Regions from separate parts of the Mus musculus genome. Here region 2 is linked to region 1. A link is a contact called in ENCODE POLR2A ChIA-PET data. All regions are on one chromosome and are shown on one strand. Each heading gives the region's core, a stretch centred on a gene start or an enhancer-like site at or near the end of the contact. The rest is flanking DNA. Distances are from core to core; before and after follow the strand shown. Region 1 holds the start of Nbeal2 (neurobeachin-like 2). Region 2 holds the start of Ptpn23 (protein tyrosine phosphatase, non-receptor type 23).

What was found. ChIA-PET counts read pairs that join two places held with the same protein, here RNA polymerase II (POLR2A).
Region 2: POLR2A ChIA-PET joins it to region 1 with 16 read pairs in Patski. The contact joins the promoter of Ptpn23 here to the promoter of Nbeal2 in region 1. POLR2A ChIA-PET finds 5 or more read pairs at or near these places in 2 of 5 experiments (Patski and embryonic stem cell).

Annotation. Positions count from the first base shown.
Region 1 is chr9:110,651,302-110,657,857 of GRCm38, reverse strand. Nbeal2 (neurobeachin-like 2) reads left to right here and starts at 3,697. Exons shown (of 54, transcript NM_183276.2): 1 at 3,697-3,961. The coding sequence starts at 3,911. Ccdc12 (coiled-coil domain containing 12) reads right to left here and starts at 1,355. Exons shown (of 7, transcript NM_028312.3): 1 at 1,200-1,355. The coding sequence starts at 1,295.
Region 2 is chr9:110,406,565-110,412,633 of GRCm38, reverse strand. Ptpn23 (protein tyrosine phosphatase, non-receptor type 23) reads left to right here and starts at 4,424. Exons shown (of 25, transcript NM_001081043.1): 1 at 4,424-4,600. The coding sequence starts at 4,517.

The DNA.
Region 1 (6,556 bases), core at 2,448-4,947:
TGATGGGTCTCTAGGCTGCCAAGGAAAGCAGAAGCCTGCTGGGCCAGCGGTCGGTCGCTCTCACTACTTCCCTTTCGCTTTCTCATAGTATGCTACAAGGTAGGCAGCTATTCCGAAAGGAAAACAAAGCCAACCGAGACTGACCAATCTCGGTTTTTTTTTTTTTTTTTTTTTTTTTTGTTTAGTAAGTCGGAAGTGGAGTCTCTGATTTCCTCCACCTCTGCCAAATGTTTTTTGTTGTTGTTGAATGAGGGACACCGTTTTTTGTTTGTTTGTTTGGTTGGTTGGTTTTGTTTTGTTTTTTTGCCTATGTAACAAAGAGCCAACATCTTCCAGCTTCCCATGCTGATGTTCTCAAAAGAACTTCAATAGCCAAAAAAAAATGGTCTTGAGAAGGAACTAGGTACACGACTTAAGACTAATTTCAAAACTTACTGCAGGTCAGGTGTGGTGAAACAAGCCTCAATCACTGATTTTCCCTATTATATGGCAAAATAACCCACAAAAGTGACTGTGTTATTTATTCCTCTACTGGAGAAGTGAAAACACAAACACAAAAACAAACAAACAGGCTTAGGAACATGAAACAATTTGTCCTAAGTCTCACCGTGTCGAAAGACACAGCCAAAATCTGCACACAAGTAGTGAATTTCATTTCTTTGGAAAGACCAGCAAGTAAGGATGAATCCAGACCATATTTCGGTGGCTACCGAAAGGAAGGAAAAGTGTTTTTCGAATCTGGCAACTAATAGGACTAGTAAGCCAAGACGGGAAAGAAACGGCAGCCTTCTTTCCCTGCAGTCCACCCAGAAAGGTCACTAGCTGTCCTACCCAAGGGAGCCCTGGTGGTAGGTGTTGGAAGGCACGGCCAATGGGGCCAATCAAAAACTTAAACAAACAAATAAACAAAAAAACCGCCGAGCCCAACAAACATGTAGTTAAAAGCCGGCCTTGCAACAACTACCATGATGGATAAAATATCTGGGTTGTCGCCCGAAAACGACTTCCTAAGGCGCACGCGCGAGCTCCGCCCCTGCACTCAAGAAACGAGCCTATCTCAGAGGTCAGCGCCGTCCCACTGCGCATGCGCTACGCGCACGCGCACTTTGGCTTCAGTGGTTCCCTGGTAATCCTCCGCCTTCCCACTGGCCCAGAGCACTGGCCGCCATACCCGCAGCTCTCACTCCACCGTGCCTCACCTTGCGCCCGGTTTTCTCCCGGAGGGCCTTCAGCCGTTCTTTCCGCCGCAGCGCCTCTTCCTCTAGGCGGCCCACACCGGCAGGAGCAGCCGCCATCTTTTCGGAGGCCCCCACCTCCTTTTCACTTCTGCCTCGCGCAGGCTCAGTGAGCAGGAGAATGTCTTACGGCCAATCCAAGGGAGACAATGGAGAGCCGGAAGCCCTGAGAACCAATCAATGCTGAGTTGATACAAAAGTCCACGCCCCTTGATCTGGAGCACCTGTACAGCGAGTGAGCCGGCTGGGTTGTGGGCAAAGGCGTTAAGATTCGATTTGTCCGACACTTAATTTGTGAGAAAGCAAATAGAATCAGACCTGAGAGGAAGAGAATAGAGAGAGTCGATTGCTCTGGTTTTGCCTAACCACCACCCACCTCTCCTAACTGCCCTCTTGGAATATTTAGCCATCCTTATCCACTTGTGCCAATTCTTCAAGAGCGAATGCCTTGAGAAACATTCCCTGAGCCGGGTGAGGTGGTGCACGTTTGTAATTCCAGCACTTCAGAGGCTGAGGCATCAAAATTATGGGGTCGGGTTCAGTCTGGGCTACGTAAGATAACCTTGTCTTAACGCACCACTACCAGACAAACACCCAGAAACCTTCCTTGGCCACTCTCATTCCCAACTCACTCTGAGGTCAGCCTCTCCCTTCTCTACAGAGTGCCAGTGGCAGCTTGCACTCACTCGCCTGATGAGTTGTTGCGCATAAGCCTTGCTATCCACTCTCTGGCTCCAGAACTGCTGAGTTCGAGGCCTGGCTACATGGCCTTTTCCTTTGAACTCAAGAATGATCTCGCATCTCTTTCGGGAGCTGCAGCATAATCAGAGTCAGGCTACCTTACCTGCTTAAAAGCAAATAGCAGCCGGGCGTGGTGGCGCACGCCTTTAATCCTGGCACTTGGGAGGCAGAGGCAGGCAGATTTCTGAGTTCGAGGCCAGCCTGGTCTACAAAGTGAGTTCCAGGATAGCCAGGGCTATACAGGGAAACCCTGTCTCGAAAAACAAACAAACAACAACAAAAAAAAGAGCAAACAGCAACCAGGGCCGAATAAGTGCCACTGAATTACTCTCTCCTCCCAGTATAAAAAGAGGTTGACGGAGCCGGGCGTGGTGGCGCACGACTTTAATCCCGGCACTTGAGAGGCAGAGGCAGGTGGATGGATTTCTGAGTTGGAGTCCAGCCTGGTTTCCAAAGCGAATTCCAGGATAGTCAGGACTACATGGAGAAATCTTGTCTCACAAAACAAAAGGAGAAGAAGGAGTTTGACTGCGGCAGATGGTCACAGATGCGTTTGCTTCTTTTCTTCTCCTCCTCCTCTTCCAGGAGATGGCAAGCCCATGAGCAACGTGGCTCCCTGTCTGGGGCTTCTGTTATAAAGCTGGCCCAAAGGAGAATGATCTTCCCTAACAGCTCCCTTCAAATGTCACCGTTTCCTAAGCTCGGTGTTATCCTGGGTTAACCTGGTTCTGTCTGGGACCTTCCCTTACAGTAGGAGACGGGGTGGCTGCCAGCCCCTGGCATAGAGGGTATCTGTGCTCAGGAAAGGTAAGCTCATACTAAGATGCATAGGGCGCTTCATACTGATCGATCCCTAGGACCAATAGGAGCCATCTGGACCTAGCAAACTTTCCCCTACCCCTAACAAAGAAGCTGGTTCCCACCCAACACCAGGGGCTCCCTCACTTCACAGTCCAGTCACAAGGAAAGGACAGACAGGGTGTTGGTGACAGTGGCCCAGAAATGACTCAGCCAGGCCTAGATCCCTTGTTCCTGCTGTCCCTGCAATTCTCATTTGGCTTGTCTGAGCCTCAGTTTCTTCATTCATTAAAGCCGGCATGAGGCACCCACCTCCTTCAGGCCAAAGGAACAAAAAATGACTGACAAGTGCCGGGCCCTGGGAGGAGGGGCTCCCAGCAATGGAGCACCTGGGCAGGATTCCTAGAGGGAGTGGGCTACTGTATGTATCCTAAACTTGGTAAGGACGCCGCTCCTCTGCAGGTAGGTTTGTCCTGCAGTCGACTGATGATTCCTTCCATCCAGCTCAACACTAGGCGAAACTAAAAGGTAGCACTTGTCTTCCATAAAGCTCTTAAAACAGAACCTTGCACGTAGTTAGTGCCACAAGTGTTCGTCATGGGCGAGGTTATTATTAGTATTGTTGAAGGACCCTAGTCATCTCCACGCGAACCACAGTCCTTTCATTGAACAGCGATAATTCCAAGCCCGATAGGTTCTGTACTCGGGTTAAAGCCTTTACGGGCCCCTCACTGGGGAGGATGGAAATAATCCTGCCAGTGGCTCTGAATGGACTCCGCCTGCGAGAGGCGGAGCTCCATGCGACCTCCCGGGCCGCCCTGACCCCAGGCTCCTCCTCCAGCCTGACTTCCCCGCCCTTTGGACAGTCCTAGGAGAGGCGGGGCGGTGGCCGCTGCCACAGACAACCAAGTGTAGGAAGCCAGGCGGTGGCCGGCCGGGAGGAGGAGGAGGGGCGTGTAGACTTTGGTGGCTAAGTGCGACAGGGTCAGGAGCCGCGGACTTCCCCCAGCAGTGTAGCGCCGCTCCGCCCCGGAGTGACGCCCTCCCGCCCATGGGCCTGGCCCGGGGCAACCGGCGGGCGGCGCGGAGGAGGCGGCGACAGGTGGCGCGCAGCAGGGCCAGAGCCCGGTCAGGCCATGGCCGCCTCGGAGCGGCTCTACGAGTTGTGGCTGCTCTACTACGCGCAGGTGAGCCCGTCTCGCCCCTGGTCCGCGGGGTCCCCAGATCCGCGCACGCAGTGTCTGCTGCACCTGCGTCCGGCTCCCCCGGGGCCGCAGATCGGCGCGCGCACGCGGGACTTCAGCTCCGCGCACACGTGCGTGCCCCTGGCTGCCGGGCTACCTCGGGCATTTGTGCCAGGGGACAGTGTTCGCCGGTGAGCGCTGTATTGCAAGTCCTCAGCGAGACCGCGCAGCCTCAGTTGCCCTGGCCAGTCAGTTCTCACCCTTTTCACAACTGGGTAAACTGAGACCTGGAAAGAGAGGGACTCAGTTTGCTGGTTGGTTGCTTCGCCTGAGAGGCGCATTCGCGATAGGTGGTCATGGTGGCTAGAATGTCATGTAGGCTGGGGGATCCGGCAGGTGCCGCTTCTGACAAGTACATCAGACGTTCGTCACTTCAGACTCCTTCAGAGTTCTTAGTGATGAGCTCTTACTGTACTTGAAGCAACTTTAGCCTACCTCCATTCTGCAATGGGCCAGGGAGGATGGTGAGGTCAGGAGGGATGGCTGAAAGGGACCCTCGTTTCAGGCTGACTCCGCTGGTATCAGAAGGGGAGCGAAGGGGCTGTGATGCCTCTGACTCAAACTCTAGAAGCCTCACTTTCCCTTTTGCACTGGAAGCAGGGAGTGATCCCGGGGTTATGCCTCCCTCCTTGCACCTGCTTGGCACTAGGTGCCTAGCTCAGGTGTGCCCTGGACACAATGGTCCATTGTGTGTCCATGAACAGCTTGTCACTGGGAGAGCAGGGATATGGGGAGAGTTCATGCTCTACCCTGGCCCTCTGAAGAGGCTGCCTGATGGTTTGTCTAAGTCTGAAGGGCCACAGCTTCTTTGGTCTTCTTGGGCCGGTGGCATGTAGTAGAGTCCCACTTAGGGTAACCAAGTCCGAGCTCATTGCACCTTTAAGCCTTTACTTCCCGGCTGTAGAATCAACGCAGTTTTACCCTCAGGCCACCTGGACTTTGTAGAGAGGGAGCCACTATGGCTGGTGTAGGTCAGAAAAGCCTGCCTCTCCTCCATTCAGCCCCTGTATCTCCATCTTCAAGGGAGATCACCATGTGAAGAGAACTTAAACCAGGTGATGAATCTGCAGAGATGTCACCGCTGGGTTTTCAGGCTGGGTGGTAGGCTGCTGGAGATGTTCTGGTCCAGCTTCCTGGGACTGTACCCTTTCATAGTGGCTGGGCTGTTTGGTTTTGAGCTGTTGGCCACTTCTGTCTGCTGTGCTCCCACCGCCTCCCAGAAGGCTTAGGTATGGAGCTCAAGCTGGCTGGTTGTAGAAGTGGAAGCCTAGACAGGCAGGGGGCAGCCTGGGACCAAGCCAACAAATAAATCCAGGATGTGAGAGCAAACTCAGGAGTCGGGTGGGGCCGGGCTGCCTGGGGAGAGGAAGCCAGGCAGCCACCCAGTGCAGCCTTCCTGCCTGCTCCAAAAACACCGTCCCACTTCTCGGTGCTGGGTTCCCAAGGAAAGATAGTGCTGCTAGGGACCCGCCGTGTGTGTCACGGGGTGTGTAAGGCAAGGGCGGATCTGACAGGTGTTGCGAGACCCTTCGCCCCAGCATGATGGCACATGCCTGTAATGCCAGCATGAGAGAGGTTGAGGCAGGAGGATTGCCAAATGTCTGAGGCCAATCTGGGCAACAGTCTTTTGAGACTTGTCTCAAAAAGAAAAAAGAGACCCTTTTTTGTCAGTCCACAGCCAACCAGCCAGCAGCGCAGGTGGCCCCTCCCTTCAGCGGCAGAAGCTACCATCTGCTGGCAAACCTGTTTCCCCAGTTGTGGGTCTGGGTGAGGACAGAGGGGGAAGCACCCTAGTTCCTGCCCTTCTTTCCCCCAAAAGACCCTAGATTTAGATCTGCCTTCCCTCCTCACATGAGTCCTGCCCTCTTGGTGGGCTCTGAGAGGAGTGAGAGGGAGGGGACAGTATCAGAGTGTCCCTGAAGATAAATCAGTTGGTGTGCCTCAGGGTCCTCTTGGGGAAACCAAGGCAAAGTCACCAGGAGAGTTCCTTTAGCCACCCAAGCCTTGGTCTTGTGGTCAGGAAGCCTCAGGTGGCCCTCTACCTGGAACACCACCTGTTGTTCCTCTTGGAGCGTTTTTAACCTTCACTGCCCTTGCTTCCCAGAACTTAGCATTTAGTAAGTGTTCCCTTCCCTGGGTGTTAGCTGAATGACTGGATGAGAAGATGACCAGGGTAGTGACCAATCAAGGAAGTTATCCCACAGCAGGCAGAGTTGGGATTTTGAGGGCTGGAGGCCAGGAACAACAGGAATGAGCACATAGCAATAGGAAATAGAAGAAGCAAGCTTTCAGCGAACATGGCATGTCTTTCTCTCTCCCTCTTCCTCTCTCTCCCTCTCCCCCTTTCTTCCTCTCTGTCTGTCCCTCTCCCCCCTCTCTCTTTCTCATTCTGACACCCCCCTCTTCACCTTTAATCCCACCACTTGAAGGCAGAAGCAGTCAGATCTCTTATGAGTTCCAGAACAACTTGGTCTACAAAGTGAGACCCTGTCTGAAAGAGGAGGAAGAGAAGCAGCATCAAGTTGTCTGAAGTAGGGA
Region 2 (6,069 bases), core at 3,175-5,674, 250 kb after region 1:
TTAACTGCTGAGCCATCTCTCCAGCCCAAAGTAACTCATTCTTGACAAGGACTGTTGTTATTAACTGGATCATAGTCACCAATCTGAAATGGCTTTTCAGTGTAGTTTGGTTTGCATTTCTCTGGTTACTGATGAGATGGGTCATCTTTCACATATTTTTGACTGTCCACATAAGTTTCTATCCACATTGTATATATTCTCTCTCTCTCTTTCTCTCTCTCTCTCTCTCTCTGTGTGTGTGTGTGTCTGTGCCTCTCTCTCTGTGTTTCCCTTCCTTTTCCTCCACCTCTTTCTCTTCCTCTTCTCCTAACAACAGTTTCTTTTGAGATAGGGTTTCCTAAGTAGCCCAAGCTGGCCTCAAACCTCAGCCTTCCAAATGATGAGTCTCTGCTTTGTGTCATATCTTGGGCTCATTTTTTTAAAATGTCGTCTTTCTTTCTTTCTTTCTTTCTTTTTTTTTTTTTTTTTTTTTTTTGAGACAGGGTTTCTCTGTATAGCCCTGGCTGTCCTGGAACTCACTTTGTAGACCAGGCTGGCCTCGAACTCAGAAATCCGCCTGCCTCTGCCTCTCGAGTTCTGGGATTAAAGGTGTGCGCCACCACTGCCCGGCAAATGTCGTCTTTCTTGAGGGCAGAGATGTTCACCTGTTTCGTTCAACAGCACCTAAAACATTTTGTGGGATCCTGGTGTGTGTGTGTGGGGGGGGGGGCAAGTAAAGTAGGCTGAATAAATGACCCACCTCCATCCTGGACTCTTACATTCACTTGCTGGGGGCAGTTTGGGTGGTCAACTCCCAAAACCCAGACACAAGTTTCCACATTGGTAACAGGAGGAAGGCTTTCAGTGTGTCTTTAAGGGGCCATGCAGCTTACTGGAAGGAAAGGTCCTGAGAGGACAAGCTGACCTGGCTTAATGTGGTGTTTGCTGCCCCCTGGTGATGGGACTGACTCTTCCCTTGAACCATGGGAGCCTATGTTACCTCTAACTTCCTGCTTTGCTGGGGAAATGGGTAAGTGGGAGGGGAGGATGAGATGGGGCATCCCTTCTACCCCTTCACCTTCCCCGGCCCATCCCACCACCGGCATCAGCATTTGACATCTATGATGGATCTTTTGCTCTCTGACACTTTCATACCAATTACTGTAACTGAGCGTTGAGCTCAGGGCTTCACGTTTGCTAGGGAAGTATGCTACACTTGGGCCTCGTTCCCAGCCTTAAATTCCTGCTAGCTGGCTCATCTAGTCTATTGTACTCTGTTATAGCAACTGTATAGATACCCCAGAACTCACATCTGTGTTTGCAGTAATTTGACTTGAGAAGTACCATTTGGGGCTGGGAATGAATCCACTGGGAATTTATCCATTCTACAGAGGAGAGGGGGGCTAGAGATGGGGCTCAGTGGTGAGAGTGCTTGCCTAACACACAACACACTAGGTTCAAGCTCTGGCACTGCCAAATAAGTAGTGAGGCTCAGGGGAGGGCAGCCAATAGGGATAGGATGCTCAAGATGCAGAGGCGGCTACTTGGCTGTTCTGAATCCTAGAGCTTTCCCTGCAGTGCCACCCTCTGGAATGCCCCTTTGTTACATGGTCTGTCTACAAGAATTAAGACTTCCAAAAAAGAAGAAAAAGAAGAAGAAGGAGGAGGAGGAGGAGGAGGAGGAGAAGAAGAAGAAAGAAGAAAGAAAGAAGAAGAAGAAGAAGAAGAAGAAGAAGAAGAAGAAGAAGAAGAAGAAGAAGAAGAAGAAGAAGGAAGAAGAAGAAGAAGAAGAAGAAGAAGAAGAAGAAGAAGAAAGAAGAAGAAAGAAGAAGAAGAAAGAAGAAGAAGAAGAAGAAGAAGAAGAAGAAAGAAGAAGAAAGAAGAAGAAGAAGAAAGAAAAGTAAAAAAATTAAAGAAAGAACAACAAAAACAAAAACAAAAACAAAAAAAACCCACAAAACAACAAAAAACAAAAACCAAGACTTCCTACTACCCCCTACCCCCTCCCTGTTCTAGCTCACATTGATCCCTTCCTGGCCTCATTTTTGGGATCTAAGCTGTTGCTTCTCTTTGCTCAGCAGGGCTTCCCCTCAGCTGGGACTCACCTGTTGTTCCTGAGTTTTGCAGAAATGGTGTCTGTAATGTTGGTATAGGGGCAGGTTCTAAAGAAGCCCAAGCTGGCCTGGAACTTAATACATAGTCTAGGTGGGGCTTGCCTTCTCACTTGGGGGTCACTTCTCACATGCTGTGATTAAATGAGTGTGCTACCCCCCCCCCCCCCCCGGATAGCTTAGTGAAAGATCTTGTGCGCGCGCACACACACCTTAGTCTTGCAGTAAAGCATATCTAATGTAATCCTTACAATTTTAACCATTTGAAGGCGACAGCTTTTAGGTACACTAGCTATTGTACCACCCCTCCCCCCACCATCCATCTTCAGAGGGTTATAATTCATAATGAAACTCTTCCCACAAACAACTCCTTTTGTTCTCAAATCAATTGCCGTGACAAAAATACCTCAAAATTAAAAGGCATTTTGCCTCATAGCTTCAAGGGTTATCGTAGGGAGGACCTTGATGGCCGAGTTCGCCTCAGAGCATCCAGAAAGCAGAGACACAGAACGGACAGCTGCACTAGCTGGCTTCCGACTCTCAAAAATTAGCTTTATCGTGTCTCTGCATAATGAATTGGGGGGGGGGCACACACAGGCCGTGGTGTACAACTCTGTCCAGCCAGTTTTCAATCCTCCTATCTTTAGGTTGATTCCCAAGATTGTTCCCGTGTTTGTGTGGCAACACCTTAGCTTCCAAATCATCCCCCCAGCTTAACATACTCTTTAAACTTCATTTTTTTGTGTTTTGTTTTGTTTTTTTAAAGACAAGGTTTCTCTGTGTAGCCCTGGCTGTCCTGGAACTCACTCTGTAGACCAGGCTGGCCTCGAACTCAGAAATCCACCTGCCTCTGCCTCCCAAGTGCTGGGATTAAAGGCATGCGCCACCACCGCCTGGCTAAACTTCATTTTAAAAATTATTGTATGTGTATAGGAGTTTTGCTTGGCACATATGTATGTCTGTGTACCACATGTGTGCAGTGCCCACAGAACCCAGAAGAAGACTAAAGGTCTGGAACTGGAGTTATAGACTGCTGGGAACTGCCATGTAGATGCTGAAAATCAAAGCCAGGTCCTCTGGAAGAGCAGCCAGTGTTCTTAACAACCAACCCACCTCTCTAGACCCTAACATACTTTTAGTATGGAAATGTCTGTTACTTCTACAAAGAGGACGTGGGCCCTACCTGGGTCGGGGAAACCCGTCTTGTGAATCCAGAGTCTTTATTCTCGGGCTCTACATTGCCTCTAAATGCATCTGTCCTCATCTTCACACAAACTAGACCTGAAGTCTTGCGCTCCCTTCTACATGTTCCTCCCAATTTCCTCATGTCAGGTAACAGCCTGTCAGCTATCCACCTAAACCAGGCAGAAACTTGGAAATCAACTTTGATCTCATTCCCTAACATGTACCCACCCCAACTTAGGATACTTTTTTTTCAAAATAGTTCTCAGATGTTCCTCAAAGTGCATTATCTACCCACTTTTTTTTTTAAAGCCTTTTTCACCCAAAGCCACAATCACCGGTCTCCTAGAAGACTACAAAAGGTCACTCACTACTTTCTCCGTTTCCTTATTTTTAAAATTTGTTTGAGACAACGTATTGTTATGTTGCCCAGTCCAGCCTTGAAATGACCTAGTCTCTTCCCTCAATCTCCGGGGTGTCTCCATTATTTATGTCTAAAATTTAACAATACACACAACACAGCTTTAAAATTCCTGTTTCACAGGTGTCTCCAGAGACAAATGCTCGTCGCTGTATAGTTCCTTCCAGAGTCGCAGTCTTCTTAGGTGTTAACTTGGCTGTTCAATGTATCCTACTAAAAATCAAGAACTCCTCAGGCTGCAGAGGGTGGTGGTGTGGAGCAGTGTTCCTGCCCCCTCAACCGCGGACAGAAGGAATCCCTTGGCACTTTTAGCCTGAGTTCCATCCCGCCATACAGTTTGCATAGCTCATGGCTGTCTTCACAACCCCTCTCCCTAACATCACACTAGTCGTTCTCTATGCAGCACTAGTCCCCATCCTTCACCGCTCTCAAGATTTGGGAATTACAAATTCATGGGTGAGTTTTTGAAGGGCCCCCCCGGGAGGAAGAAGAACGTTACGCAAACCAGAAAATCCCAGCAAAGCCTCAAGCTTAGTGGAGGAGATCACTATTCCCAGAAGCCCCTTCACCGTGGATTGGGTCGTCTCTCCACCCAAGACCCTTCGCGCGAGAAGACCGAGCATGCGCGAAGAGGTGTGCGCATGTGCAAAAAGACTACCGGGGTGGGGGGGCCGGACTGCACCTCCCAACAGGCTGCGGGGGGAGTGCGTCACTCCGCGTGACGAGCAGCTTCCGGCGTGGAGGGGCGGGGTTGCGCGCGCGGCTGAAGCAGCTGCTGGACCTGGGAGGGGAGCGGCCCTAGGGCCGCTAGGCGCTACCCGCGATGGAGGCCGTGCCCCGGATGCCCATGATCTGGCTGGACCTGAAGGAGGCCGGTGACTTTCACTTCCAGTCTGCGGTGAAGAAGGTGAGCACACCTTCGCCGCGCATCTCCGTCGTCTGCCCGCGCGTGACGCCCCCCCTGCGCGCCTGTCCCTCCCCGGGTTCCGTCACAGGTCGGGCCAGGCGTTTTCCCTTAGGATGGCCCACCCCTCCCCGGCCGGCACATCATCGTTTTCTCCGACTGGCAGTGCATCATTATGGGGACCCTCTTCCGGACTTCTGTCCCAGACCACCCGCGTTTCTACCGAGGTTCAGCGCTTCCTTGCGATGACGCTCCTGGACCCAGCTCTGCCCTGTTCCTCCATGTCCAGGGAGCCCCCGCGGGGAGCGATGGCGGTCCAGGGTCTACGGAGTCCATGCTAGGCCCGGGCCTTGGTGGCCTCCCAGTTCAAGACTGGACTAGGAAAGAATGTGTGTTTAAGACCGGAGCCCGAGTGGTCCATAGGAATGTCTGGCTCTTAGAGTGTGTGACTGAGTGTGTGTCTGTGTGCAGTTGGATGTCTGACCCTCCAATTCTCTATGGTCTCCTGACAAAATTTCTGTTCCAAAGTTCCTTTGAACCAAAAAGACAGTTTCTTGTTGATGATTAGAGGGCTTGAATCACGCTAGGGCTCTTGGCATCCTATGAGTCATTGTGCTGGCTAGAGCAGTCGTTTGGAGCTCACTGAGGCAAGGGGTTTCCGTGGTGAGATCAGGTGTGGTGATGTGGAACTGGGTAACCTCCGAGAGGGCCGTAGCAGCAGTGGGCAGGTGGGGAGCTGGGAGGAGTCTTGGGGATTTAGCACAGCAGCGGTTGGAGTAGACAGTCTAGAATCCTTTACCACTCCGTGGTATTTAGGGAAAGGAGGAGAAAGAAAATGGGTTTGGAAGTAGTTTCCGATGGACTTGCCTCCTGGATTCTCTTCATATCACCACTTCCTCTGATCAGGCCCTACTTGCTTGAGGATAGGGTGAGGTGCATTCAGGTGCCGGGTGTGTGGATGTGGTGGTGGTCCAAGCTGTGAGTATCAGACCCAGACAGAGCCTGGCACAAGAAGCTAGGCAGGTGCTCTTCCACAGAGATATATGCCCCCAGCCCAGACTCCTTTCCCCACCTGTAAGACCAGCGTAGTAAGCCAATTGATCTAAATTTACAGACTTTTGTTAATTCTTTACCATCTTCTCTTTTTTTGTTTGTTTGTTTGTTTGGCTGTCCTGGAACTCACTTTGTTTGAGGCCTCTCAGAGATCCGCCTGCCTCTGCCTCCCAAGTGCTGGGATTAAAGGCGTACACCACCACCGCCCACCACCTGGCTACCATCTTCTGTTTAATATTATGAGGTGAATTTTTCTAAAATGTATCAAAATTGAGGAAGATAAAGACATAGTATATTGGGCCCTGGTTATACAGAGTCTTACAGAGTAAAGCCAGTATTTTTAGTTTCCCATTCAGGATTCTCTCTGACATAGCCTAATTCTTTGATCTTTTGTCTCACTCCTGTTGTAATATGTTATA